Linked DNA regions of Homo sapiens: regions 1, 2, 3, 4, 6 and 7 are each linked to region 5. The links are chromatin contacts, found by Hi-C or POLR2A ChIA-PET in ENCODE. All regions are on one chromosome and are shown on one strand. Each heading gives the region's core, a stretch centred on a gene start or an enhancer-like site at or near the end of the contact. The rest is flanking DNA. Distances are from core to core; before and after follow the strand shown. Region 1 overlaps RCAN1 (regulator of calcineurin 1). Region 2 holds the start of CLIC6 (chloride intracellular channel 6). Region 3 overlaps LOC100506403 (a long non-coding RNA gene). Region 4 overlaps LOC100506403 (a long non-coding RNA gene). Region 5 holds the start of RUNX1 (RUNX family transcription factor 1). Region 6 has its middle 280 kb from the start of RUNX1. Region 7 has its middle 25 kb from the start of RCAN1.

Region 1 (4,214 bases), core at 808-3,307, 500 kb after region 5:
TAGACCTAGGTAAAAACCTGGCTGCTGTGATGGGCCTGGACTCCTGGATATGCCCTATTCTCTTGGCATGTGGGACAGTCCCCGCTCCTGGGCTCAGGCTCCTGTAGCACCTGGGTGACGTGGAACCCGAACCCTTCGCTGAATCCTCAGCTACTCAATTTTGGCAGGGGTAGTGGCTGCAGCTGAGTAGGAGTTTGTTTGCGACCCTTTGTGTTCCAAAGAAAACGCCAGCCACAGAATTTACTGTCTTACTCACTGGAGACCTTGCAAAAGTGTGGGCCCCAAACTAGGGTTTGGGGAGAGATTTATTCACGTAGGTATTATCTGGTCTCTGTTACCCAGAAAGTCATTTTTAATAAGTCATGCACTCATGACTAATCATTTTCTCCACTTAAAAAAACTTTTTTCCAGGTAGGACATAATAATGGGTCAAGCTACTTATACTTTTCCTGTTTCCCCCTTTTAATGGGAAAAACACGCTCTTTTTCCATATCTAAAATGGAATTGAATGCTTCTTGTAAAATGTACATCTCAGGGAAAAACCCATTGCTATTCTAAACCTGCTTCCTCCTATTCTTCAGTTCCTGGTACGGTGGATGTTGTTTGCGTCTTCTGACTTCTACCCTCTGAGTTGGAGACTCATAATTATTGTTAGTATGTGAGCATGCAGTGTCTGTCTTTAAACTGCTAAGACGGTGTTGCTTTTAAGCGACAGCGATTGTTTTCTTGTTCATGTTTGTGCTGTCTTCTTTGCGTCAGCTCCTAAAATAGAGGGGAGTTGTGTACCTGTTAACAACGTGTTAACAGCATTGTTGGGGTTTTTCAGACAATTTAATTGTACAAGTAAATTATTTTAAGTTAGAGCCTATTCGTTTGAAACAAAGAAAATAGTTTTTACATTTCTAAAAAAAAAAAAAAACTAATAAGTAACTGCCAACAAATGCTAGACTATATACCTGTAAAGTCAGCATTTTAATGTCATTTTCTTCTAGAGCCAGAGTTTAGTAAGTTCTTGGCCTGCTGGGAAGAAATGTAAGGAAGAGAGTGTTGTTAGGTGGGGATTTTTTAACACAAAAATATAAACTTGCCTGACGTGATTTCTCGCCATTTTCTAAGTCACTGAAATGTTTGTTATCTATTTTATTTCAGTAAATCACTTTCTTTTAGCATCCTTCAGATGGTCAAACAGCATGTTGTATCTCTGAGAAATCTCATCTTATTAAAGATTGACTGATGTCCTTCAACATTTCTATGAGCGTTTTTCAACCCACAGAGATCCAGTTAAGATACAGACAAATATCAGGATCTTCTTAGGACCTGTTTGAAATGACATGTTTCAAAGCAGCTCTGTATTAAAAGAGGTCATTCTTTTCTGTTGAACAAGAAATTAAGTGAATGCATTTGGTGTGCTGGGGCTATTCTTCGAATGTTAGAGCAACCTGTTTCATTTTAGGGCCTGGGGTCATTATTCTCCATGGGTGGCACCGCTATCCTCCCAGTGGCATTTGAAAATCCTTGCGAGACTTTGTGGTTGCAGCAAGGACTGGGGGAAAGCTGCTGGCATTTGTAGGGAGAGGGGACTGACCAGCAGGGAGGCTAAACAGTCTAGAGTGCAAGGGGCAGGGCCATGCAAGGAGAAGCTGTTTCCTCCACAATGTCGTTAGTGTAACTGCTGAGAAACAGCGGGAGAAGTCACAGGCTCAGGGAACACAAAGGATCTTTGTGCCTGGCCTGGCCAGCCCCCCACTTCTTCAAGGAAGCATACTGGGGGTCACATCTATTTTCTCAGTGTTTCCCTTTCACCCATGCCCCACATTGCAGCATTTTTCATCAGAAACCACAGGAGCCCAAAATACACTTCCTCATTTCTGAGATGCCTTTCTTAGTCAGGGCTGAAATTAGTTTTCAGTGGACACCCACACTCAGGCACTGTACTAGCAAAGCCTTTTGTTAGAAACTGTCACACTGGTGTTCAGATTGTCCTCTGCCCGAGTTTTGGAAGGGTGGGTGACAAGGGCCAGCAAATAGTCAACACTGCCCGTTGTGCAATGCTGTGATCTCCCTCTGAGAGCAAGAAGCAAACTTGAGGTGACACTGAAACAAGGGGCGGGGGCACTGAGCCTGCTTTCGTAGCTTTGCTTTGCTTTTGCCTCTTGGTTTACTTTCTATGGGGAACATATCCCACTAAGAAGGCTGGTCCAGCCCGCACCATGATGGCAGGCATGGGACTCGGGAGACGTGGTCCCAGAGGCTCTCGCTCCACTGATGGTGAGGAGTAAATGACACAGTAGGCTTTGCAGAAGTGAAGTCAGAAATCAGAGGGCTCCATCTTTCAACCACTCCCTGGCCTTCAAGGATAGATCTTGGAGTTCACGTCATACAGTCTTTAAAAGGCTCTCCTGCCCACAAGGTGCCCTCACTACCCCTCTTCCACGTGCGTCCCTCGCACTGCTGTTTGCTGAGACTTACAGCCCCGTCCCATGTGTGACTTTTACTCCAACCCGAGGCGGGTGCTTCCTGACAGCAGGGCTGGGTCTCCTTTACTTTCTATCTTGGGGACCAGCAGTCTCCTCTGACAAGGAAGAGATTCAGCAAAGGCTCGTTGAGACCAGCCTGGGTGACACAGTGAGACCCTGTCTCAAACAAACAAACAAAAACCAGCAGAGTTTCTGATTCAGTAAATATATATTAGTTTTCTATTGCTGTGTGACAAATTACTACAAATCTAGTGGCTTACAATGCCCATTTCTTAGTTGACAGGTCTGTAGGTCAGAAATCACCATGTGCACAACAGGGTTCTCTGCTCAAGGTTAACAAGGCTGGAACCGGTTCTCTCCTGGGCTGCGTTCCTGTCTGGAGACTCTTGCGGAGAATCTGCTTCTAAGCACATTCAGATCCCCGTGGCCACTCTAGCTCCTTGAGGCCACTCTCAGTCCTTGCCACATGGCCCCCTCCATCTTCAGAATCAGCAACAGAGAATGTCTCTCCCATCCTTTCTCCGACTTCAGAAAGAACCCGGTCCCTTTTAAGTGTTCACCCCACATAATCTCCCAGGGTAATATAACCTAACTGTGGAAACAGAATCCATCACAGAGTCCCGGGATCATGCAAAGCTTGTCCACCAGGGGGCCATTTGAGAATTCAGCCTACCACAATAGGTAGGGCAAGAATTCTGGCAAGTTGCCAAGTAAGGCAGCTACTGCTGCTGTGGCAGCCACAGTCTGAAAAGCACCTACCTATGCACATTCTACAACAACCTTTGACTTAGATTGTTCCCAAATTGCAAATGAGGAAACTGAAGTTCATAGGATTCAGTCTAGAGATAATATTCATAGCACATAGTAACTGGTACCTCGTGGGCACTGACCACTCCGAATGGCTAGCAGGCAACTGACTCTGGCTGTCAGTGCCACTGTGGTCATCTTGGCCAGCACCACCAGTTGACTGAGGACCCCCAGCAAGTAAGGACTGCAGCCAGGGTTCCTGCCCAGGCCCATCTGACACCCAAGCCTGAGCTTTGGCCACTTCACATGCTAGGATTAAAAAGAAAATGTCATCCCTCGAAGCCTAAGTCAGGAGAAGAAGAAATAAAAGGACAGCAGTTTATTGATTCCAAAGCCCAACTTCCTTTGAACATTCTAGCTGCTGGATGTTCTATAAAGCTACCTTTCTCCAGTCTTAAATTTGTATTTGCTTCCTGTTGCTGATGTAACAGATTACCAAACAATTTTAGTGGCTGAAAACAGCACAGATTTATGACTGTACAGTTCTGGAGATCAAACTCCAAAATCAGTCTCAATGGGCTAAAATCAGGTGTCAGCCTGGCTGCGTTACTTCTAGGGCAAAATCCGTTTCGTTGCCTTTTCCCAGGTTCCAAAGACTCCCACTTTCCTTGGCTCATGGCCCCATATCACTCGAATCTCTGCTTCCATCATCCTGTCTCCATCTCCGACTCCAGCCCTGCCATATCCTGCTTATAAAGACACCTTGATTACACTGGGCCCACCCTGGTAATCCATCATCTCCTAGTCTCAAGATCCTTAGCTTAGTCACACCTGCAGAGTCCCTTCTTCCATGTATGGCAACATATTTACAAGCTCCAGGGACTAGGGAGGGGCTGTCATTCAGCCCAGCTCATAGTCTGAGGCCCACACCTATGTGGATCATAACAGTGAACGCTTTCATGGAAACTTCCTATGCACCAAGCCTCAATG
Region 2 (4,265 bases), core at 168-2,667, 380 kb after region 5:
CCCTTTACCCCCGGGACCTCCGCCTCCTCCGCTGCGTCCCAGGCGAGCTCACCGGGGCTGCGCCCCGCACTCTCCCCGGCTGCGACCTCAATTGCCTCGGCCTGGGGCGAGAGGCTGCCGTCCCCCGATTGCTGCGGCTCACCCGAGACCCGGCGCGCCCTTCCTGCCGGACCCTCGGCGTCCATGCTGTCCCCCGCCGGGCCTTCGGCTTCTACGCTGTCCCCCGCCGGGACCCCCGCTTCTACGCCGTCCCCCGCCGGGTCCCCCGCCTCTACGCTGTCCCCCACCCGGCCCTCCGCGTCTACGCTGTCCCCCGCCGGACCTTCCGCGTCTACGCTGTCCCCCACCCGGCCCTCCGCGTCTACGCTGTCCCCCGCCGGGCCCTCGGCTTGTATGTTGTCCCCCAGCGGGCCCTCCGCGTCTACGCTGTCCCCCGCCGGACCTTCCGCGTCTACGCTGTCCCCCACCCGGCCCTCCGCCTCTACGCTGTCGCCCGCCGGGCCCTCCGCTTCTATGTTGTCCCCCAGCGGGCCCTCCGCGTCTACGCTGTCCCCCGCCTCCCCGGACGCGCTACCTTCCGGGACCTCAGGCCTCTGCTCCGCCTCCTCCTGCCTCTCGGGGGCCGCAGAGTCCTCGGGCTCCCTCTGAGCCTCCCCGCGGGGCTCGCCCTGCGCGCCGCGTCCCGGGCTCGCCCCCTCCACCTGCTGCGCGCCGCTTGTCTCCTCCCCTCCTTGGGGCACCTCGGCACCCTCCGGGGCTCCCTCCTCGGCCTCAGTCTCGCCGTGCGCCCCCCTCGTGCCCCGCGCCTCGGCCTCCGGGCCCCTGTCTGGCCCGCCGCCTCCTGCCTCCTTCACAGCGGCGGCGCCCCTCGGCGCCTCCTCTGCGCCCTCGCTCCCCTCCGGCCCTTCTGCCTCCCCGCCCGCGGCTCCTGGCTCTCCGGGTCTCTCAGCCAGAGGCGCGGGGACCTCCGGCGGCCCCTGGGGACCCGGGGCAACCCCCTCCGGCTCCGCGGCCTCGGCCATGGCCGCAGATCCCTGTCCTTGATCGGGACTCCTTCCTTGACGCTGCTTAAGGGTCGGTGGCGCTGGGCAAGGGGCGTGCTACGGGGCCCTCTGTGCTCCTTGAAGGACGCCGGCTCCGGGATCCTGCGGCAAAGGTTTAGCCGGGGCACTGGGGCCTTGCGCAGGACCCGCAGGGCAAACTCCGCTTGGCCCCAAGCCTCTGCGCCCCTTCTGCCCAGCTGAAACTCCCTGGACTCTTCCTCCACTGCTGGAGCTTCTCCCCGATTGCGCGTCTGCTTCCCACCGGGACCCCAATCTCGCCCGCGGGCCGCGGAGGTGCAGTGCACGGCTGGAGAGGGCTGCTTCGCTCCTGCGCCTTTGGAAGTGCCCGGCCCGCTGTCCGCTGTCCTGGGGTTGACCAGAAGTCCTTGGTGCCAACTCCATCCCCTGGGGCTTGGGCGGGGTTTGTCTTCCCCTCCTCCCTCCTTTGTTTGGGTAGCCTAGGAGCTTGGCCAATGACAGCCTTTCTCGTGACCCTTGTGGATGTTGATGAAAAGATTCTGGTTCTCCTGGCCGCTTGGGTGTTGTTCTCTAGAATGGCTTCAAGTTCCAGAGTCACTTAAATCACCCCCTCCAAACACACACCCCGACACCCAAACACCTAATCCCCACCTTACCCCAGGAGTGAAGCATCAAGCTCCCCCGGTACCCAACTGAAGATGTCCACATTGTGCCTGATGTCCAAGAGCAAGGGTGTAAATCCCTGAGAGAAGAAGCTGGGGAGGCTACGCTGGCCGCCTTCCCATGTCTGCAGGGCCCCCGGAGAGGTTCCAGAGGCCCCTCATATAGACGCACAAGGAGCCAGTCGAGTTTCTCTGACCAGAGATGGGCGCTGTTGTCCATGAGGGTCCGCTTCTCCGGGCCTGTCTGGAGGATCGTGGGAGCCCTGCGCTGGAAAAAGGTTACACCTTCATCTCCCGGGTCTCTTAAGACTGTAAGAGTCTGTGTATCTTGCTGATTCTCCTAGATTTCTAAACTCACCACCAGTGCTTCTGCCTCCAAGTTAAGAGCTTGGGAATCTGGAGGTGGAGAAAAGAAAATCCAAGATGTGAAAGAGGGGAGCTATGGAATTCCCTGGGTTAGGGTTCTCCCAGGATCACAGACCCAATACCTACTTTAAAAAGGAAGTTATTATGGTGAAAAGTATGTCGTAAGTTTATTATAAGCCAGGCTACTTCTAGTGGGTTACCAAGAAACTGGGTTACCCAAGGTGGCACTATGTAAATGTGGTGGAACGGGGATCCCAGCTCAAGACTGACTTGATTCATCAGGCTTTATATGGCTTTGATATTGGCCTAAGATACATGAGCCCCTCATGCCCACAGAAGGTTGTTTTCGTTGAAAGAGCTGGGTGTGCCTTTGATGTGGCTTGGGGTCACACCTTTGGCCATGAACATAATGTGTCTCCTTCTACTTCCCATTGCTCATCACTGATGGATGACAGGACAGGAGCCCAGAGACACTCAGCTTCATGCTACCTTTCTCCAAGGCTGTGCTCTGTCTGGGTAGGTACAGGCCAGAAGCTTCATCACCACAAAGTGGCATCTAGTCAAAGCATGACACTCACACAGGTGAGCCAGAGATGCACGTGAGCCGTAAAAGCTCTAGGCACCTAGAAAAGGAATCCTGCTGCATTCACCGGGGCAAGGTAGCAGCCATCACCCTTATCTTGTAAAGAAAGATGAAGCCAGCACGTTCAGCCCGGAACAGCAAACACAGTACAGGTTTACAGTGCTTTATGCAAATCCCATGAGCCCGGATGTGTTTCAGAAAACAGAATTGTTAGAAAGATGATTGAGTGATTTTACTGTATATTACATAACACAGAACATCACTTTGTGATCAAACACATTAATATTTCTGCAGTAAGACAGGCATCACATTTGGTGAGATATGGTAAAATCATACAAGCTTCAGGCCCCCCACCCCCAGTTTAGGTTCACCTCCAGCTGAGTTCAAGCCTTTCTGGTTCTGATTCTAGATGAGTTCCCAAAACAGCTTTCAGTATTCAGAGCCTTTTAGGATTTCAGAATGTGTATAAAAGGATTGTGGACCTGTGAACCATTGAAGGGCTCTGGGTTTATTTGCGCTGCTTAGAAAAATGTGAGATTAGTTAGATACATAACTTTGTCCTTAATAACAAACCGTCTTCAATGCTCAATGTTTACAAAGAACCAAATTAAAGACACTCATGCGAGTAATAATATTTAGCAAATTCTTTTAGCAAAGTCAGTAGATAAGAATTTCTGTCAATAGAGTGTCTTGTGACATTAGCTTACCCCCCAAAGTATAAAACTAACTGAGGAAAGTATTTTCCAAAACTAGTTCAGGTTGGTGCATATGTATTTGAAGGCACGTGTGTATTCAGTCATTCAGGAAATATTTCATAAACTCTAACTCAATCAAACTTGATAGAAATGTGCTGGCTATTGGGGGGGGGTGTGGTTGGAATATCTAGAAAAACCTCCTTTTGAATTGAGCTAAAGATGATCAGCTACTGTTTGCAGACTTGGCACAGTCGGAAACAAAGCTGTTGGCTGAGTGGCTGAGAACTGGCCTGAATAATGTCCTTGCAGAAAAACAATGCTAATAAAGTCTATTCTGTCCTGGAAACTGATCCTGTGGATCACACAAGGCTATTTGATCTTATAGGGTTTGGATTTATTCTTTTATAGGGTTTGGGGTCATTTACTCACATTAACATTGGCTCTCAAAATAACATTCTGTCTGCAGAATGTAGAATTTTTCACTTAATGATAATAAGCATTTTAAAATTTTCTATTATATAATTTTGCAAATTTGTTCAATCTTCTGAAATTAAATAAAGTTTGTTTTTAAATAAATGCAGGCTCAATGCTGAAAATGCAGAAGACAGAAAATAACAGCTCCTTACAATTTTTCTGTAACCACATTACCGATAGCTAAATACTTTCTTTTAAGAGAGAAAGAGAAAGAGACAGATTGTTCCAGACACTGGATATACAGCAATAAACAAGACTGGGAAGGTCCCTCTTCAAATGGTATAAAGCAAAAAAAAAATAAAAATAAAATAAGTAAAAAAAGAAATGAGATAATTTTGGATAACATTAAGCTTTATGTAGACACATATGCCAACGTGTGCACAGACATGCCCAAACTGAAAACCTTAGCTCTTTTCTTCCAAACCCTACATCCAACCTGCCAGTAAATCCAACTGGCTTCACT
Region 3 (4,020 bases), core at 1,258-3,757, 480 kb before region 5:
GAAGACACCTGCCTACCCTTCACTTACCCAGCCCTAGAGAACGTTTTCCCAACTCTGGTTCAGTGACATCACCTTGGTAACTTGAACTCAGCATGGTGGGAGTACTTACATCATGGGAATCCACGGACCCTACAAACCAGAGCTTCCCCTCTGCCCTTCCCACCGAGAACTGGTTGTTAAACATTTACATTGACTGCTCCTTATTTTAACCTGATGGATGTTTTAAGGGGTGTAGAGATGAAATTCACTTCTTGTTTCCAAATGTGAGGATGTCCACATAAAGCTGCCAAGTGAAACTGAGGTTGCGTCTCGGAGTTCCTCATTACTGACCTTTGTAAATCATTTAGCAAGCAAGGGTGATTCGTAAGTTGGTTTTTCAATATACAATAGAAACAGGAAACGGTTTCCTCAGTTATACAGGTATTGATAAACTTTCTTTTTCCTCTTCTTTCTTTCCCTTTAGTTTTTCAACTTTTTTTCTAAAAAGGTGAAAGAGAAACTATTTATAGAACATATTTTCTGTTTTCCTTATGTAGGGGACAAAGGAATCATGATCCAGGAGGTCAAAGGGCATTCAGACGCTGTGTTTTTCCAGGAGGTTGTACTGTATGTGTAATTTACATTCTACAAAGTTCAACTATCCTGCTCTTCAAAGGGGGACCCCAGGGGCCAGCATTGTACTAAATTCAGGAGGCTTTGTGGACCTAAGAGGCAAAGAGATGGTCCCAGGGCTGCTCCAGGGCCACAAGATAGGGAACCTTTCCTTCCCCAGTCATCATTAGCTTTAGCCAAAGCAGGACAGGTGGCGGTGGTGACAGAACAGAGTTGTCCTCTTCTCTGTGGAGTTTGCAGCTATACCTAAGGGCAGCCTTGCTCTTTTCATCTTGCTAGTCCTTTAAAGGGAAGACCCTGTGTTTGAAAAAGCCTATGAATGCTACCAGGGGAGGAAAAAGCCCTGAAGAAGACACCCGTGGCCCAGAGATTCCTGTAGCTTCAGAAGTACCTGCAGAGACCACTTCCAACTACTCAAAATCTAGAGGTGGTGGTGACAGGCAGGAGAAGTCAACTAGCAAGAGTTTGCCCTTTGTACAGACTGTCCTGTGTTCCACCAGTGGGGAGCTTCTCCATCTAGTTCACACCATAGATTGATGGTTGCCTTCTTGTGTCTTAACACATGAAGTTTTAACAGTATGTACTTATGCCGAAGACTGAATTTATCATAGTTAGGTGACTAGCCAGGCTGGCTTGCCTGGGACTCGGAGTTCTCAGGACATGCAAATTTCAGTGCTCAAACCAGGAAAGTTCAACATACACCCCGATAGGTTGGTCACCCCATAGTCAAATTTGAAGTTAGAGAGTTATTTAGAATGGGAATTGCAATCCTTTGATTACATCACTTAATCACCACCACTCTATCTTGGCTATTGCTAAATTCTTTATCTGAGTTGTCTTGTAGCAAAGACCTTTTTGAAAGCTGAAAATTCCACATTGTGCTGTTTTCTTAACCAGTGGGGCATTTGAACTCAAAATGACATCAATGTGCTAGAATGCATACATCATGGCTTTGAAAAAAATAGGTCTGAGAACGAGGCAAAGTAAAACTAAGCAAACAGATAAGAATAGCAACCAAACCTGATCTTAGTCCAAAGGCCTAGAAGGGATGACAACAATTCTAAGTTTTTACATTGCCTACCTTGAAACCTATGATTGATAGTAATGGATTAGCGTGATGTATACTGTGTTCATTAAAGTGAAGGAGACCGGATAACTCACACAAGATAAATACTTTATTTATGAATGATTAAAATATTTTACAGCCATCTATCATCGTGAGCTCGAATGTAGTTAAAAATCAATTCGAAGTGAAAGTGAAAGGAGAGAGGCAGGAGAGGAAGACGTCTCCTCTCCCTGCTTCTGCCTTTGGCCTCAGGGTTATAATGGTCCTGCCTGAATGCTTGCATTGCTTGGTTCTTTGCTCAAGCAGCCTGGTTTAGTTGGGGTTCAAGGCCAAGCTGTGCAATAACAAACCCTGACAGGCTTTAATAAAGAGATATACAGCGTCTCGGATGTATTTGAGGGAACGCTGATGCTTGTGGTTTTGTATATGGTTATGGTAAATAACTAGCCCGCTAATTCTTGTGGTCGGCCTTTGCTGGGAGCGCTGGACCACTGGAGACCCATTTAACCCGAATCCCCCGCACCTACAGAGAGCCTTGCATTGCAGTCACAACAAGCAGGGCAGAGGCAGGGGCTGCCGGCCTGCGGCTCATCTCCGGGCTGAGTTCTGCTCACTTTTCCTCCCGCAGGAGCAGGATGGGCTGTGAGGCTGACAAGCCTGACCAAGGCGGCAGAGAACTTTCTACGTGTTGTGTTGTCACTCCGCGTTTCCCCTTTCCCCATGACTGATTCCTGGAGATGCTCTCTGTAAATGAGCCCAAGTGGGAGGAGAGGCTGACTGCTGAGTCCTCAGCAGTGCTGGAGGCCCCCGGGGGGGACAGCAGCTTCACATCCTGACAGGAGGCACTCAACCCGAACCGGAGCTGCAGGCGCCTAGGGTCCCTGACTCAAATTAGGGCGGGTGCGCCAGGCTCCGGACCTAAACCTACATCTTTCTTTTTCAACCCTTTTCAACTGCTTAGCATTTTATCTTTCTAACTGTGCATAGAAGAACTTAAGAGGGAAGTGGCATTTTGGACAGCAGCAGCCACAGAAAGGAAAGTTGCAAAACTGCAATATATCATTTTGGAGCAAATGCCTACCTACAGCTCATGGTCTTGGCTCATTTTTAGGAGAATGAAAGGGTTTGATACTGTTTGACTTCATCTCACCCAGCAACTTGAGACTAGGGTTCATCTAATGCCACCCCCACCCCATGCATATTTAAAGGTCTATGACTCAAAACCGTCTATCCTTTATCAAATGAAATGTGGAGATGATGACATGACTGTACTCCCACTCCCCTCTGAATGTGCAATTCTTAGATTTAAAAAGGCAAGAGAGGCATTGTTTCCCAGACCCTCCTTCCCTCCCCACAGTGTCCACTGAGAGAGATTCCTTTCCCAACATCACAGGAGACTCATGGCATCTTCTGTGCTGACCTCATGAGCTTCTCAGGGCATTTTGTTGCCCATTCTCCTGCCATTGGATCCTGAATTGGAGACGGGAGTACAAGGAAGGTTCTATAGAATCACCAGGCTTTCCTTTCCCCTGGTGTGTCTAACTTTTGACAGATACCCATTCTTCCACACATCCACAGGGAACTACGAGAGAAGTTGTGAGTTACTGATGTGCACTGAGTGTTTGTGGTCCCCTCCCTGAATTTCTCTGTTGAAGTCCTAATCCCTAAAGTGATGGTATTTGGAGATGGGGTTTTGGGGGTGATAGGTCATGCGGGTGGAGCCCTCATGAATGGGATTAGCACTCTTAGGAGAAGACACAGGAGAGAGATGATTGCTCTCTTCCTTATGTAAGGATTCAGAGAGTAGCCAGTCATCTGCAAACCAGCAAGAGGACTCTCACCAGGAACAGAATTGGCTGCCACCTTGATTTTTGACTTACAGCCTCCAAAACTGAGAAAGTCATGCCTGGTGTGTAAGCTGCCCCATCTTTGGTATCCTGAATGGCAGCCTGATGTGACTGCAATAGTGATGAGCTCACCATGCACCTGCTGCTGGAAGTTCTTGTTAGTTTCCTGCTGCTTCTGCCCAAGGATAAGAAAGAAGATGATGTCTCTAAAGACCAGGGCCCCTCCACCCTGTATATTTTACCATTATTGTTTCCCCTGTTCCAGCAATACTACTTCTCTCAGTCCTGTTTGGGTTGCTCTAATGAAAATACCATAGACTGGGCGGCTTTCACACAAAAGAAATTTATTTCTCTCAGTTTTGGAGGATGGGAAGTCCAAGATCAAGGCACTGGCAGATTTAGTGTCTGCTGAGGGCCCAGTCCTAAGAGATGGCTGTTTTCTCCCTGTGCCCCCACAGGGTAGAAGGGGCAAACAATCTCTCTGGGATCCCTTTT
Region 4 (3,893 bases), core at 1,014-3,513, 390 kb before region 5:
ACTTTGGTAGGCCCAGGTGGATGGATCACTTGAGGTCGGGAGTTTGAGACCACCCTGGCCAACATGGTGAAACCCCATCTCTACTAAAAATACAAAAATTAGCTGGACATGGTGGCATGCACCTACAGTCTCAGCTGCTTGGGAGCTTAGGTAGCAGAATCGCATGAAACCTGGAGGTAGAGGTTGCAGTGAGCTGAGATCACACTACTGCACTCCAGCCTGGGCAACAAAGCGAGACTCCATCTCAAAAAAAAAAAAAAAAAAAGAATTCTGCCATATGCATGTCTGACTAAACTGATCCAAAACAACAGTTGAGGCAATAACCCTTCCTATGCGTGGTTTTGCAGTTTGCCAAACTCATGGGCAGCTGAGGTCACAAGACACAACCTGGAGTTCTAACCTTGGTTTTTAACATCTAGCATTTCCATCATTTAATCATACTTGTTACTTTGGTTTCTAATCAAGTCTTTTAAAAAATGCCAATGATAGATGAAGTCTGTCCACTCTAGAGCATCTCTCCTGGAAGAATCCCAAGTCTCCTGTCCAGGCTACAGGAAGGGGCAAGCAGGAGGGACGGAGTCGGGAGCATGTGTTTATGGAGCCAGGTGCTGTGTGTGACTCTGGGGAAATATCAGTGAATGAGACAGATAGTGTGTTTGTCACCATCATAGAGCTTACAAGGAAGATGAACTTTGAAATAGAAAATACGATGAAGAAACCATGTTAAAAGTAACAAATGCTATTTAAAAAAGGGAAAGGAGGCTATGATACTAGGGAGGCAAATAGCAGAGTGATCTTATGTGATTGAATGATCAGAAACTTCTTTGAGGAAAACATGGCTAAACTCATCCTTGAAGGATAGGTAAGAATTACCCAAGGGATGGAGCGGGAGAGGGAGAAGGAGGACTGAGTGCTAGGCAGAAGGAGCAGTGTAACCAAAGCCTCCAAGGTGGGATGGTGTGATGCTCTGAAGGAGCTCAGTGGGTCCAGGGGAGCTGGAGTGTGGTAGGTGGGAGTGACTTCTATTGGGTAGGCAGGGATGAGGTCATATAGGCCACGGTGGCCATAGGGCAGAGTGGCCATGCTAAGAATGTGGGCTGTGACCTGAAGGGAACAAGAGATGTTGACAAAAATTAACTGAACTCCGAAGTCTTTATGTGATGTGCACATAGCTGGTTACCGAGAAAACCAGAGAAGAACAAATCCTGCTCTGTGTCCACTGCCGGGCTCCTTCGGTCCTGTCACATTGGCTTAATACAACTTGGGGAATTGAGAGTGGGCTTTGAAATCACAAAGAAACATGGTAAAATTATAGTCCCACCACTACTAAATGCGAGAACTTACAGCATTTAGTTTATCTCTCTGAACTTCAGTTGCTTCGTCTGTAAAATGGAAAGATGACTCTTATTTTATTGGAATATTATGAAAATTAAATTAAGTAGCATCTGTAAATTACCCAACATAATGCTTTCTGCATAGTTATGGATCAATTAAGTGTTAATTTCCCTTTTGACACCTTTTTGCTTGGCCAGGAATTTGGTAACAAATGAACTTCTAGCTTTTAGTGAATAGATTGACAGGATTATTTTATGGTTTTCTAATTCCTTATCAGGCAGTGAGTCATTTGACAGCTTTCTTGGGACAAAGCTGTCTTGTTCAAAGACAGCTGGAAGTTCTCTATCATGCCCAGAAGGCTCCAGTTTTACACAGGGTTTAACTAATTGTGTTCAGTACATGGCCTCTGTCGTCTAGGAGAGAACCGATTCTTTGTAGTATTTCTGCAGCAGTGTAGGGCTCACAGGTACAAAGCAATAAGAAGACTTTAACCCCAGCTCTGCTGCCAGCTGTGTGATTTGGGACAAACCACTTAATCTCTCTGAGACCATGTGTCTTTATTTGCAAAACAGATTACAGGGACAAAAGCAAGTTGACGAATGCCAGGCAGCTACAGCATGCCCAGCCTAAAACAGGAACTTGGTAAATGTTGAAGACTCCACCCTCTGCCCAACCTTGGTCCCAGGTCCCAGGAGAACAATGTTTTGCAAACAACACCCAGCTTGGGAGTGTCTGGGGTTCTGATTTGATTTTGGTCTAACGTGGAAGTGGGGCTTCCCCCAGTTTTTCCCACCCTGGTCTGATGGCTTCCTGTAGCATTCCTTTCGCCTTCTGCATGCAGGCACACAGATGAGAGATCTGGAAGGCAACTGACAGCAGGGTGAGGTAAGAAACCTCACCTCCTGCTTATGCATCAGAGGGAACTGAAACCCAGAGTGGCAGGCAATTTCGTGTAGATTACATACCTAGCTCACAGCAGGGCTGAGATAAGGATCTATTTTTCAACTCTTTAAGCCAATGACTCTCTACTTTTCTACTCTTCCACTGGGTCTCCTCTCTCTACTTCTATCTTTTCAGTACAACGTCTCTCTTATTTCTAAGTCAAATTCTTAGGTCTATATTCATGAAAAGCACCTGTCAAAAGCTTTAAAAATTGTTGTTATTAGGTGTATTTTAAGTATCAATAGCTTTAGTTTGATTCTCCTAATAAAGATCTTTCTTGGTGGGTGTTCTAATTGAATACTTTGAAATTTGAAAATATTCTCTTGGGAAAACACACATTCTTATGTATTGTTGGTGGAAATGCAAAGTGGTACAGCCACTAGGCAGGGATTTCAGCAACATGATAGCTCTATTTATCTTTTAACCAAACAATCCCACTTCTAGGAATCTATCCCAAAGATAGACTACCAAATATGAAAAAAAAAAATGCAAAAGCCTATTTATTGTGGCACTGGTGGCAGTGGAAGGAGACTGGCAGTAGCCCAAATATTCATCAGGAGGGGACTGATTGAATAAACTATGCTACATCTACACAATGAACTACTATGTAGCTACTAAAAGAGATGAAAGACTAACTTATATACTGCCAAGGGGTAATCTTTAGAATATATTCTTAAGTGCAAAAAGTAAGACAAAAATTAGAATGTGTATTATGCTACCTTTTGCCTAAGAAAAGTGAGTGTGTATTTAATATTTAACACATTCAATGACAGTAGGATAGGAAACAACAAATTAATAAAAGCGAATCATTAGAGGAGGGAGGAAACAGTGAAAGCAACAGATTTGGAAACGAGGTTTTCCTGAATTTGCTTTGTTTTGTTCATTTGAAAATATACAAATATTTGACAAAATTATAAAACAAAAAAAATCCCTTAATTCAAAAACAAAATGAAATAAATCAGTCGGAGTATTAACCATGTAGAAAGGAATTATTTGAAGTGATTTACACTCTTGTCTATTTGGTTGTATATCTGCAGTGGGACATGTCCTCAGGACGAAAAGAACTGCAACAAAATATTAAATTGCTTCAGTAGTTATATTGTTAATAATATGTTGGTATGGATTCTTAAAATTTTTTTCTTACATTAACCAGGAAAAGCACAAAATAATTATATTTATGTCATAAGAAATCAAGTTTTTTGACTTAAGATAATTAAATAGAAAATCAAAGACACTACATTTAAAAATCTGTAGCTCTTAACTTGAATTGTAAATATTGGTATAAACTCCTGATGTATTTCTATTTAAAAACGTTTTCTGGATGTGTCCACTGAAAAGGTCTAGAACCAATGATTAACCCCCCCAAGAACAAGGAGCTCCCAAGCATCCATGCTTTCGTATCCAAATGCCTTTTTTATTGAAAGGAACCAGGGTCCTTGAGAGAAAAAAAAAAAAAAAAAGGTTAATTCCAGCCTGGGGCAAGAAATGTTCAAGATGAGGTGGTAACATCTTATCATACCAGAAAGCAAGGAAGCCTTCAAAGACAGCTTAGGCAATGGGAAAAGACTCAAAACACACAGGACTCAACAGGTAAAGCCTCCTACTGGCCAAAGATG
Region 5 (3,810 bases), core at 1,279-3,778:
ACTGTCATCCAATTCCTTGGCAAAGCCACAGTCCACTGCAGACTCTTGGGTACAATCCCCAAGCCAGAAACCCAGGGTCTGAGTCACTTGCAGGAACTAGGACAGAGGGTGTGGGTCAATACACAAACTTAAAGAGTCCTAAACCGTTCTAGTTAAGTTAGGATTAAGTATTTCTCCAGGCGGTTCATTGATGACAGACGTGCCCTTTTGTCTTGGGCTCCTAGGGAAGTGGTAAGGCCAAGTTCACCAGCAGCTGGCTGAGGCTTTACTTATTGTCATGACCTGGAGGGTGCCCAGAAAAGCTCCAACTGTTGCCTCACCAAGCTGCGAAGTTATGCTGCGGCTGCCGTGGCTGTTAACCCCGCCCAGGAAGGCCGTGCAGGGCCAGCGTGCAGGCCTTTGTATTCTGCCCCCTGGTGCCCTGTTGAAACCTCAGTCCCGAAGATGACAGCGTATAGTGAGGCTTCAACGAGCCCCAGCCTTAGAGTGTCTTTACACTCTAACCTGTCCTACAAAGACCCCACTGGAAGAAATAGATATCTGGCTAGAGCTAGGCCCAAAGAGAAAAGTTGAGAATTCAGGCCGTTCACTGCCTCATCCAAACCCTTCTCCTAAGCATCTGGACACCTAAGGCTAAAAGCATCTGGGGAGTTTCTAAAATTAAATCTCCCAAGGATATTCTGTATGGCCCCTTGAATTGCTAAGTCATTATTAAGTGTGAGTCGACTCTGCAGTGGCAGCTGCACATTACAGCCCTCGGCTCTTAGGGCCCTTCCAGGGAATATTAAGTGTGGGAGAGAAAAATGAACCTGGTTTGGGGTTCAACTCAGGCTTGACTTTATTAGGGAGGGTAACAACACAGGCCCATTATGTTCATTATGTTCACAGGGGATTTGCACTGAGAAGCAATATGAAACACGCATCACATTTAAAGATTCACGAGCCTCATAAAAGAGATGTAGCACTATTATTCTTTTTTAGATGTTAGCAGTGTCAACATGTGGCCAGCTAACTTCTCACAAGTGTAAGAGAAAGCGGTCTGTTGAGTTTCAATTCCTGCTTTAGTCAAAACAGGAGTAAGTAAAAATTGTGTCTGTTCCTTTTGAAAGACTTGTGCCATGGAAGCTACTATCGTTGTGGGTCTTTGTGTGTGTGAAATTAAGTGGATGAGGGAAAACCGAGGGAGTGTTGTGGGAGTTCAGCCTTTCTGAAGTGCCTGTGCTGGCTACTGCAGCTTAGAATCCAGGACTGGCATTTACAACCCATCATCACACAGGTTCTCTTGACCCTATGTGTCGAAATTTCACGTGCGCAGAGTGCTATGGCGGATGTAGGCAGAGCAGAGCCAAATGAATAAGGTAGTAAATCAGGAAAATAAGCCTTTCTTCATCTTGGAACTACAAAACAAAATGACGTTTTAGTTGTCAGCAGGTAAAGCCAGTGGGGCCGGAAAATGAAATACGTGTGACCACAGTGGTTTGCCCACTTACAAAATTATCCTGTTTTTAGCATCTTCAAACAGGCATGTCTTTCTAAGGTAGAGGACGCGCTATATAATATTCATTAGTCAGCCCCAGGAGAAGTGTCTCCTCCTGGTTCCCCTTCTATTGTGGCATCCTCATGTGCTCAAAGTGTAGTTTTACCTACAGGTGTAAATTAGCCTATTGATTTGAATTGAACTAGAGAAAGGCAATACAGGGAGCTTTCCCAAGTGACAATACAAATAAACATCTGCAGAGTAACCACTGCTTTGTCCCAAATACAGAAATTCTCTCTGCTTTGTTTTCCTTTAGCTTCCTAATTTGTGTGTGTGTGTGTGTGTGTGTGTGTGTGTGTGTGTGTGTTAAGACTGTACTATGATTTTATCTCTTTACTGAAAGAGATACATACTAAAGTTGTCCATTTAGGGGGAATAAAACCACATAATTTTGGTTTCATTAAAACAGTCCTTTTATTTCAAAAGTAAAATTCTTTCCCTTTCCCAGGCTTTAAAATACCTGTGAGTTGCCAGCCCGTTGTAGGGGTCAGACTCTCACCAAAACATTTCTTTTTATTTATTTTTCCCTTTTATAGTTTCACTTATGCCATGATAGACGTTACCAAGGACTTAACTCTCCCGGAGCTGATGCCTAGCATTTTAAATGATGGGATCCACATCCTGTCGGAGCAGCGGCTTGATGCCAGCGTTGAATTACTATTGAATAAGCAGCAATGAAATCTTTATCAAAATAATCAGTAGTTCCAAAAACCACAAATAACAACAGGAGCCGAGTTGTACTAAATCAGCAAAGACCATTGAGATATAATAAGTGACTGAGTCACTTTTTTCTACATCCCCCCCTCTTGCAAAGTCTACTCGGCTATTTTCTTGCACAGCCTGGGGGAGGGCAGGTGGAGGGAAGGAAGGGCATTGCTCAGAAAAGAAAAAAAAAAATTGACATCACTTAAGTCACATGATTGGCAAGAACCAATTGAGATGGGCTGTGGAAAGGGGAACAGTTAAATTTGTAATTTGGGTTGTGTGAAAACTTCTTTGGGCCTCATAAACAACCACAGAACCACAAGTTGGGTAGCCTGGCAGTGTCAGAAGTCTGAACCCAGCATAGTGGTCAGCAGGCAGGACGAATCACACTGAATGCAAACCACAGGGTTTCGCAGCGTGGTGAGCATCACCAACCCACAGCCAAGGCGGCGCTGGCTTTTTTTTTTTTTTTAATCTTTAACAATTTGAATATTTGTTTTTACAAAGGTGCATTTTTTAATAGGGCTTGGGGAGTCCCAGAGGTATCCAGCAGAGGGGAGAAGAAAGAGAGATGTAGGGCTAGAGGGGTGAGGCTGAAACAGTGACCTGTCTTGGTTTTCGCTCCGAAGGTAAAAGAAATCATTGAGTCCCCCGCCTTCAGAAGAGGGTGCATTTTCAGGAGGAAGCGATGGCTTCAGACAGCATATTTGAGTCATTTCCTTCGTACCCACAGTGCTTCATGAGAGGTGAGTACATGCTGGTCTTGTAATATCTACTTTTGCTCAGCTTTGCCTGTAATGAAATGGCAGCTTGTTTCACCTCGGTGCAGAGATGCCTCGGTGCCTGCCAGTTCCCTGTCTTGTTTGTGAGAGGAATTCAAACTGAGGCATATGATTACAAGTCTATTGGATTACTTACTAATCAGATGGAAGCTCTTCAGAAATGTTTTAATAAATACTTAGTTATGCTGTTGGAGTGTTCAGTCGGTGCGTGAGAACTTTGTCAAGTGCGAGTAAGTTGTGCTGGTCTTGTTTAAAGGCTTAGAGATTATGAAGCTTGCACGAAGCTCCCTGGGTTTTATTTTGCTGTCCCTTGCCCGGAATGCCTGTGTCTGAGTTATCCTTAACTCGGCATGCTGTGTGGCCCAGAATGCAGCCTGCCCTGGGGCTTAGCAGGCACATGCACAGAGCCAGCCAGGAGGGCTGGTGCCAGTGTGGGGCAGGAGGCGGAGGCTCTCAGATAGCCTTGCACCAGCCTGGGGACTTCAGGGCCAAAGTGGCAAGGCAGCTGTCTCTATAAGGCAGAGAGTACAGGAGACTGACAGACTTGGTTAGGTTAAAATCATCAGCATGGGGCTGTGCTGTGTTTTTCCTTGTAGCCTCAATGCAAAGAGACAACCAGCATCTTTCAAGAGAGAAAGGAAGCAAATTGTGGCATACCGAGGTCTCTCTGGAAAAGGGCAATAGAGAAGTTTCCCGAGTTAAGCATTCTCGCAGCTTAAGTCGTTAGATTACAGGCTTATGAATAGGAACAGCCAGGGTGGAAAACCTGTCTCCATTTTTGAAACC
Region 6 (3,829 bases), core at 441-2,940, 280 kb before region 5:
TTCTCTTGCTTAAACCATGAGTTCCTGCCTTGCTCAGATGGAGAGGAAAGGAAGAGAAATCCACACGTGTGTATGGTGCTGATTCTTTTCAGCCATGAAGAGGACTGGGACCTCTTACCAGATAAAGTGGGTGGATTTTATCTGCATCCTCCAAGCAGCACAGAAGTGAAAATATCTCAGTTGCAGATAACGGCATAGTTCAAAAGAATTTGACATTTTGACTATCTGGCCACTTTGTGTCTTTCTCTCTCCAGTTCTAATCACTTTAAATGACATGGAGGCTTCTAGAAGCCCAAGTAAAGGGGAGCTTTAATTTAAGAAATCCTCTCCATGGCTTCCCTTGCTCCTGTCTCTGTATGCAGGTTTCCCATCCTCCACTCTTTTCACCTTGAGTGGTTCTCTCTCCCATTCATCCCTTACCCACTCCCTTTTTCTGAGCAAAACTTGGGAGCTCCATCAGCCCCCTCCCCACACGTCATGATGAAGGTCTAGTTGCTGGCTCAGCAGATGAAGTGTCCCACCTCCTTAGAAGGCTGGGGTAGGGGTAGTGATACAGATACACAGAACTGAATACTCTTCAACCTAGTGGAAGAGAACAGGACCAAGACAAAGATCTGGTTGTTGCGAGGGGTCTGTGGTCTAGCGGGTTGCTGCCAGAACTCTACCTGGGGCGTGTATGGTCACGTTCACATCATACTATATTTGAGACTTTAGTTCAGAGCTGCCCCTATAACTTTCTCAGTGCTGATGGGCCACTTATTAACCCTGTTCCGTTAGGTGAGAGGTGAGGATACGCTTCCTCAAAAACCTTGGTTTTCAATTTGTTTCCTCATCTCTTGCTTTTCAGTGTCTTTCTTTGTCATATACATATTCCTGGCTTTTTAAAGCCACACAAGAAAATATATCTTTATGCCCAAAGAGAAACTTTGGGTGGGAACTGTTGATGGGTTTGAGTAAGAGTTTGTGTTGTTGTGTTGCTGTTGATTTCTGTTACCGTAACTAAACAATGCTTCACTCACGGTATTTCCTAGTGGTATTTTCTAAACCAAGAAGGTAGAGACTGGTTCTTAAGTTTGAAACCATGGGTTTCGTGGGTGGGACCCTGCTGAGGGTTAACTAAATATTGTATTCTAAAGAAAACACAGGGTTCATGTAGAAAGAGGATTCTATCACTGAAGCAAACACAGAGAAGAGCCACCCAGGAGGACTGGGTCCCCTCAGAGACTGCGGTTTAAGCCAATAGTCTCTGGCAAATGCATTCCTAAGTAATGAGTTTCATCCACATTAGTGCCCAGAACATTCAGAATATTCTGTGAGGCAGGCAAGGCAGTTCTGGAGAAAAGTTGCATAGCTTTCATCCGCTCACCAAAGGGGCCTGTAAGGACGACTGTGGCACGAAAGAGTTTCATTAGTTCTCAGTTTGAGTCACATAATCATAAAGTGGCATCAGGGAAAATTAGGATTAGTAGCCCTGATGGCAAAGGCTGATCTAGAAAAACTGTGTTTACGGAAGAGTTGTGGGATTCGACAGCATATTCATCTGGCACTTTCACAGGGTGCCGTATCTTTATTCAGTCAAGCACCTACTGTGTTATAGCCGTGCACTTATTTGAGGAAACAGCTTTCTGTGCACATGCTTGGCAGTTCGCCTGCTGAGGCACCTTCCTGCTGTAGGCTGGGTGTGACTCCCCTTTAAGGAGGGAATAGATCCGAAATGAATCGGAGCCTGTGCTGAAGCCGATGTCCAGTGTAAGCAGAGCAGGCCTGGATTTTTACCGCTTGGTGTTCCAAGGCTACATTTTGCTGAGAAATATTAAGTGTAACCAAATATTACAGGGAACACACTGTTCCTGCTATATTTCCAGGGCATCTGATCAATGGGAAAAATGAGAAGTAGAAATAAACAGAAGGGACAGGGAACTGAGCAGGCAATTGGGCTCAAAGGCAAACCGAGTAAAACAGAGGAAATGATTTTCAAAGTAAATACAGATAACTGGGGAAAGAAAGATGAATACTAAGCAGAGAAGAAATGTCTGACTGTCTTACTCCAGCCTGGGTTGGGCCAGGGAGCATGGTGGGGCCGTGCTGAGAATTTTCATCTGGGGCCTGGTCTCTCAGTAAGTCCAGCTGTCAGAGGCAATGCCAGGAACAGGCGAGATGAAACACAGTCACGGCAAGGGGTGCAACCTCCAAGAGAAAACCCAGTGCAGCGGGAGCTAAGAGGCTGCTGCCAGCAGCCCAGGCAGCCACGTGGGCCTGCAGGACTTTATTTGAAGAAAACACGGGGTTCATGGAGGACGTGGATCTTGTCATTGAAGTAAACTCGAAGAAGATCCACCCAAGAGGATCGAGTCCCCCTGGGAACTTTGCAGTTTCAGCCAATAGTTTCTGCCACGGGAGTTTTGTGCACGTTAGCTCCTGGAACACTTAGAATAGTCAGTGATGTGGGGTGCATGTGTGGGTCTTAAGCCTCCTCCATAAAGCAGATGTTCTCAGCCTCAGTGCTGTTGATACTGGGGTCAGATCATTCTTTGTGGTGGGGGCCCTGTTGCTATCCATTGCACAATGTTGAGCAGCATCCTTGGCTTCTGCCCACTGGTTGTATAGCGCTCCCCCACCCCACCTCCACTATATCCATCCAAAATGTATCCTGATATTGCCAAATGTGCCCCGGGGCGGGGGGCAGGGTACAATCACTCCCTGTTGGGAAACACGGCTATAGATGAAGAAACTAAAACCGAGAAAGTGTCCGTGGCACAAGTAACTGATGCAAAGCCACACCTGGAACCCACTAACTACAGAACTTTGAAGGCACCTTGGCCTTTTTCTGTAACTGCATTCTCAGCTGAAGAGGAATAGCTATGTAGAGTTCAGTTTTTGTAGTCAGATTCCTGGGTTCAAAGCTGGGCTCCACACTTAACTTGCTATCTGTGTGAACCTGGCTGTTACTCCATTTCTTTGTGTCTCAGTGTCTTCATCTGTAAAACAGCTTCGATGCTAACAGTATCCACCTTACAGGGTATGAGGTGAGTCAAACAAGGTAGGCCAAGCAAAGAGTGTGGTGCCAAGCCTTCTTGCTATGTGGGAAGTTCTTGATAATGGCTTGGGCCCGTCTTGACTGCATACTATGTTCTCTAATGAACACTTTTTAGTTTCCTTTGCTGATGTGGTTCCCTTTATCTGCAATACCCTTCCACCAACTTCTTTATATGGCCAACTTTTTCCTGCCCAGCAAGAAGCTGTTTAAATGTCATCTCTACAAAGGCTAAGGGCTCCTATGCTCTGTCCCCTTAGCAGCCCCCAAAGCACTGTATGCATTCAAATGTCTGTGTTTATGTCTCTCTTCCCAGCTAGACCTACTATGAGCAAGTAGGCCAAGGACCCTATGTAATAAACTACAATTCTCCTGTGACGCTCAGTGAATGGATAGGATCTTGACAGGTAGAAATGCGAACGGAGGGTAGCCTGCTGGGTTGAGAGAGTCTTAAGAGGTGAATGGTGGAGACACCAGAGAGCAAAAGAGATGCTCGGAAAATTCCGAGAGCTCGGCGTAAGGCATGAGTATCAGTGGGTCTCCTAGAGAGATCTCGCTCAGGTCACTTACCAGCCATATACCTTTGATGGGGGTAGGGTGTTTGGAGTGGGATGGGTTGGGGAGTGGCTTGATCAGAACTGTCATAGAGAGATTAGACTGGCAATACTTTGCAGTATACACTGGACTAGACAAAGTCTGGGGCAGGGAAAGATTAGTTAAGCAACTGCAGGAGAGAGTTCATGGAAGCAGAACTATAAACACAACTGTAAAACGCCTTTGAGTTAATCAAATTGT
Region 7 (3,730 bases), core at 813-3,312, 410 kb after region 5:
GTGAGGAATCACAACATGACCAAAGGCAGGTGGGGACTTGAATCTGCACATTAAGGGAAGGAAGCCTGCCCCAAAGGCATCACACATGACTAGGCAGCAGGTGGGTGACTGATGAGTCTGGGTTCACATCCTGAAGCTTTGCCTTGTGGGTGGGGACCATGCTTTACTGTGAGCCCTGCACCTGCTCTCAAGCCCTTCAAGGTGCCTTTTCCTCTCTACTAATGATCTGAGCAATGGACTTTTGTAACAGATCCCGGGGCACTCTAGGCTACCACCCAAGGCACTGCTTTTCTGCCATCCAGGTATCTGGGAAGTCAATTCATAATCAGTAGGTTTCTTGGAAAACATGGACTAGGGGTACAAAGAGGCATTTATCATCGATTATGAGAGAAGTCAGAAAACACAGTGCCAGCCTCAATGGCCCTGGGTGCTGAGATGCTGTGTCCAACACTTTCTGACCTTCTCCCTTTTTAAAAAAATTCTAGACTCCATGCTGTTCCCTTGATCTTTCTTCAGCTGTTCTAAATATTGCCTAAGCCACAGGTTTCTCCTAAGTTCAGTAGGTCCACTGAGACTTCCTAAGACCAAGCTTACATTAATCTGGAGAAGGTGGTGCAGGATTCAGGAGGACGAGAGAGACCTCAGGTTGAAACAGGAGAGTTTTTACTGAGTGTACTCGGGCCCAGCTGACTCAACGTCCAAAAGACTGGGCCCAGAACAAAGACAGCACCTGACTTTTATACACACTTTACAAAAGGGGGTGGGCTAGCTTGAAGTAAGCTTACAGTGGCATGAAAGCAGGGATACTGAGGCAGGACAAAGACAGGATTGCACATGACCGTTGCCAAGCAACCCAGATGTCCGTTATCTAGTTTTGCCTGGGCATGGGCTTATCCTATAACCTTTACTATGGTGCCCAGGCAGCTGTAGTTTGGGCCTACTCAAGCTTCTTATGACCTTTGTTGTACTTCTTAGAGAAAACAGAATACTTGAAGTCACTAGTTACAGAGAAGAGGAACCTACAAACTCATTTCATAAAACAAAGGAAATTTTTTTTTCTATGTTGAGGGAGTGCTGGGAGAGTCTTCAGAGCACATTAGATAACATTATTAGGACCTTTCCTGGGTCTGGGCTGTGCCTGTTGCTGCCTCTGGGACAAGTCAGCCTAATACAGGAAAACTTTTTTTTAAATTTTATTTTTTTTTAATTTCCAGCCTCAAAGGGACCAACCCATCTTAGAGACTTCTACAGACAGCCCGTCCCCCTGTTAGGTGACGATTTTACCAGTGTAGACCTCCCAGGATGCATTATCACTGCCAGCATCTGAGGCACTTGTAGTAACCACTTTACGCGGACCTGAATCATGAATGCTTTCCATGGAAGTGACTCAGAGGAAAAACTATTTTCAAAGCAAGAATTGGCAGGGCAGTGGAACTGATTGGATGTGCAGTTCAAGCAAGAAGGAAGAATTAAAAGTGATGGAGAAGTTGAGTTCCTGAACACCAGAAGGTTTATGGACATGGAGCTGGGCTGGAGAGGCTGAAGCTGTCCTGAGGTGGGGGAAATTTAAAGGAGTGGGAAAGGTGTAGGGGACAACTGTCCTCTTTGCCATCCAGAATCTAGTCACCCTTCTAGTAAGCCAGAACCCTAAAGTTTCTCCAATGATCTCACAGAGTCAATGGACATGAACTTGAATAGAACAGGTTGTGTGAGCTGCTGCAACCATCTCGTCACCACGTGGAGCCTGAGAAAGGCATGCAGTGGGAGGGGGCAGGGACGAGATGGAGAGAGATCAGAGAGATTAAGAGACTCCTGAAGCAAGCTATATTGGTTCCACCCCAAACTTTTCTGTTACATGAGCCCAACATATTCCCTTTTTTGCTTAAGAAAAGAAAAATAAAATAGAATATTAAACAGTGCAACTGCTGTAGAAAAGTTTGGTGGTTCGTCAAAAAATTAAACATAGAATTATCCTATGACTCAGCAACTCTAATTCTGAGTATATATCCAAAAGAACTGAAAGTGAAACTCAAACCAGTATTTTCACACCAACGTCTGTGACAACATTATTCACGATAGCCAAAAGGTAAAAACAACCCCAGTGTCCATTAACAGTTAAATGGATAACAAAATGTAGTATGCACATGCGATGGAACATTGTTTAGCCATCAAGAGGAATGAAATTCTGATACATGCTGCAGCATGGATGAGCTTTGAAAATATTGTGCTAAGTGAAATAAGCCAGGCACAGAAAGACAAATGTCTTGTAACTGCACTTATATGAGGGACCTAGAATAGTCAAATTCATAGAGATAGAAAGTAGAATAGAAGTTACTAGGGGCAGGGGTTGGCGGGGTGGAGAGGCAGAGCTGTTGTTTAATGAGTACAGAGTTAACAATGGGGGAAAATATTTTAGGTACAGATAGTGATGATGGTTACACAACACTGGGAATGTATTTAATGCCACCGGATTGGATGCTTACAAATGGTTAAAATGATAAATATTATATATATTTTGCCACAATTTTTTTAAAAAACAGAAATTTATTATCTTGCAGTTCCAGAGACTAGAAGTCTGAAATCAACATGGGGGTGGTGAGGGTGAAAAAAAAAGATGATCAGAGAGTTTGGACATTTTTAGTGACAATCTACTCTGATAAACCAAGCACCTGAATTCCCATGGGAATAAGGATATGTATGGTCACCTTTACCAATTGACTGACTGTTTCCTCGGGGTCTCCGATGAGTTGGCTGTCTGGCGCAGGGTGCACAACAGTTCTTAAAGCCACACATCTGTCCAAAAGCTCAAAGAGGCAATAGTACATCTTACACTATTGCAGATCTTCCAGTAAGTACATATATATATCTCACTGTAGTGCTGGGAGTAACATGGTGGCCTCAACAACCCTGGCAAATTGCCCTGTAACAAAACAGCACTGTGGGAAGTCACCTTTACCAATCATTGGTGCATCATAACGAGAGTCTCCTCTTTCTTCTATTCAGGGTTATTTGAGTTCTTTTGCTAATTTAACTGTGGCATCTGGCCTGGGAACATCAAAAGACAACAAAACTCCTAATCATCAGGGGAAGAGTCAAGTCTCCCTGCCCCAGGAGTGATGACTTATTACAACAGCTCTGGGTTGGTGCTGATGGGTTTGCATGTTCCCCTTCAGAATCCATCCTCTGTGGACTTGAACCTACCAGGGGATCATGGTGAATTCTTCCAAGGTCTGGGGAGGGGTTGGTGCTCTAGGCCTCTGGTAATTTCCAAACGGTGTCTCTCTGAAGGAGGGCTGCCAGCCAGCAGGTTCCAACAGGGTCACACCATCCCCATCCACCAGCTCCTGGGATTTGCAAAAACACAAAAACAACTTTGCATTAACAGTCCATCTGAAACCCAGAGAAAGTGCGACCAGGCCTTTCACCAAGATGTGAAGCCTCTGCCTGGCCCAGAGGGATACATGTGTACTCCAGGCTATATTCTGAACCTTCATGCCTGTGACCGGGCCATGCCTCACATGTCGTTCCTACTAAACTGACTTGATCATGTCGAGCCCCTGTGGTAATCCATTCTCCCTTTTGGTTTTGAAACAGGGTCTCTCGTTGTTGCCCAGGCTGGAATGCAAAGGCACGACCACAGCTCACTCTAACCTCAAACTCCTGGGCTCAAGGGATCCTCCCATGTCAGCCTCCCAAGCAGCTGAGACCACAAGTGCGCACCACCACACCC

Evidence for each region. Hi-C counts contacts between places; a loop is a spot of excess contacts on that map. ChIA-PET counts read pairs that join two places held with the same protein, here RNA polymerase II (POLR2A). Pooled maps may share reads with other maps.
Region 1: a pooled map shows a loop between it and region 5 (5-fold over the local background). The contact joins the enhancer-like site here to the promoter of RUNX1 in region 5. A Hi-C loop is called at or near these places in 3 of 37 single-sample maps with no recorded cell type and 4 of 50 pooled maps.
Region 2: a loop to region 5 is called in a map with no recorded cell type, with 3 times the contacts of the local background. The contact joins the promoter of CLIC6 here to the promoter of RUNX1 in region 5. A Hi-C loop is called at or near these places in 3 of 37 single-sample maps with no recorded cell type and 2 of 50 pooled maps.
Region 3: a map of naive thymus-derived CD4-positive, alpha-beta T cell shows a loop between it and region 5 (4-fold over the local background). The contact joins the enhancer-like site here to the promoter of RUNX1 in region 5. A Hi-C loop is called at or near these places in 2 of 168 maps with a recorded cell type or tissue (PC-3 and naive thymus-derived CD4-positive, alpha-beta T cell), 7 of 37 single-sample maps with no recorded cell type and 11 of 50 pooled maps. POLR2A ChIA-PET finds 5 or more read pairs at or near these places in 2 of 52 experiments (PC-3 and naive thymus-derived CD4-positive, alpha-beta T cell).
Region 4: a pooled map shows a loop between it and region 5 (2.5-fold over the local background). The contact joins the enhancer-like site here to the promoter of RUNX1 in region 5. A Hi-C loop is called at or near these places in 5 of 50 pooled maps. POLR2A ChIA-PET finds 5 or more read pairs at or near these places in 2 of 52 experiments (PC-9 and Panc1).
Region 6: a map of sigmoid colon shows a loop between it and region 5 (6-fold over the local background). The contact joins the enhancer-like site here to the promoter of RUNX1 in region 5. A Hi-C loop is called at or near these places in 3 of 168 maps with a recorded cell type or tissue (prostate gland, sigmoid colon and transverse colon), 1 of 37 single-sample maps with no recorded cell type and 5 of 50 pooled maps. POLR2A ChIA-PET finds 5 or more read pairs at or near these places in 3 of 52 experiments (IMR-90, T-cell and activated B cell).
Region 7: a loop to region 5 is called in a map with no recorded cell type, with 16 times the contacts of the local background. The contact joins the enhancer-like site here to the promoter of RUNX1 in region 5. A Hi-C loop is called at or near these places in 9 of 37 single-sample maps with no recorded cell type and 5 of 50 pooled maps.

Annotation. Positions count from the first base shown.
Region 1 is chr21:34,543,079-34,547,292 of GRCh38, reverse strand. The region is part of intron 1 of RCAN1 (regulator of calcineurin 1); the gene reads left to right. Among named protein-coding and RNA genes, the nearest start is that of KCNE1, 33 kb to the right of the region's middle. RefSeq lists a silencer at 3,107-3,256 and an enhancer at 1-3,627. Within about 2 kb of position 2,057, at least 24 of the 41 ENCODE cell types and tissues checked have a DNase peak (open chromatin) inside an H3K27ac peak, as active enhancers do.
Region 2 is chr21:34,666,146-34,670,410 of GRCh38, reverse strand. It overlaps CLIC6 (chloride intracellular channel 6), which reads right to left and starts at 1,417. Exons shown (of 6, transcript NM_053277.3): 1 at 1-1,417. The coding sequence starts at 1,022. RefSeq lists a silencer at 685-1,124.
Region 3 is chr21:35,527,203-35,531,222 of GRCh38, reverse strand. The region is part of intron 1 of LOC100506403 (a long non-coding RNA gene); the gene reads left to right. Among named protein-coding and RNA genes, the nearest start is that of MIR802, 190 kb to the left of the region's middle. RefSeq lists enhancers at 2,462-2,641, 2,662-2,711, 2,772-2,891. Within about 2 kb of position 2,507, at least 14 of the 41 ENCODE cell types and tissues checked have a DNase peak (open chromatin) inside an H3K27ac peak, as active enhancers do.
Region 4 is chr21:35,437,086-35,440,978 of GRCh38, reverse strand. The region is part of intron 2 of LOC100506403 (a long non-coding RNA gene); the gene reads left to right. Among named protein-coding and RNA genes, the nearest start is that of MIR802, 280 kb to the left of the region's middle. Within about 2 kb of position 2,263, at least 2 of the 41 ENCODE cell types and tissues checked have a DNase peak (open chromatin) inside an H3K27ac peak, as active enhancers do.
Region 5 is chr21:35,048,020-35,051,829 of GRCh38, reverse strand. RUNX1 (RUNX family transcription factor 1) reads left to right here and starts at 2,528. Exons shown (of 9, transcript NM_001754.5): 1 at 2,528-2,662; 2 at 2,872-2,988. The coding sequence starts at 2,931. RefSeq lists enhancers at 2,686-2,805, 3,166-3,305.
Region 6 is chr21:35,322,467-35,326,295 of GRCh38, reverse strand. No RefSeq gene overlaps it. Among named protein-coding and RNA genes, the nearest start is that of RUNX1, 280 kb to the right of the region's middle. Within about 2 kb of position 1,690, at least 13 of the 41 ENCODE cell types and tissues checked have a DNase peak (open chromatin) inside an H3K27ac peak, as active enhancers do; they include prostate gland, sigmoid colon and transverse colon, where a contact is called at or near this core.
Region 7 is chr21:34,638,688-34,642,417 of GRCh38, reverse strand. No RefSeq gene overlaps it. Among named protein-coding and RNA genes, the nearest start is that of RCAN1, 25 kb to the right of the region's middle. RefSeq lists enhancers at 1-31, 42-91, 1,820-1,929, 1,960-2,159. Within about 2 kb of position 2,062, at least 2 of the 41 ENCODE cell types and tissues checked have a DNase peak (open chromatin) inside an H3K27ac peak, as active enhancers do.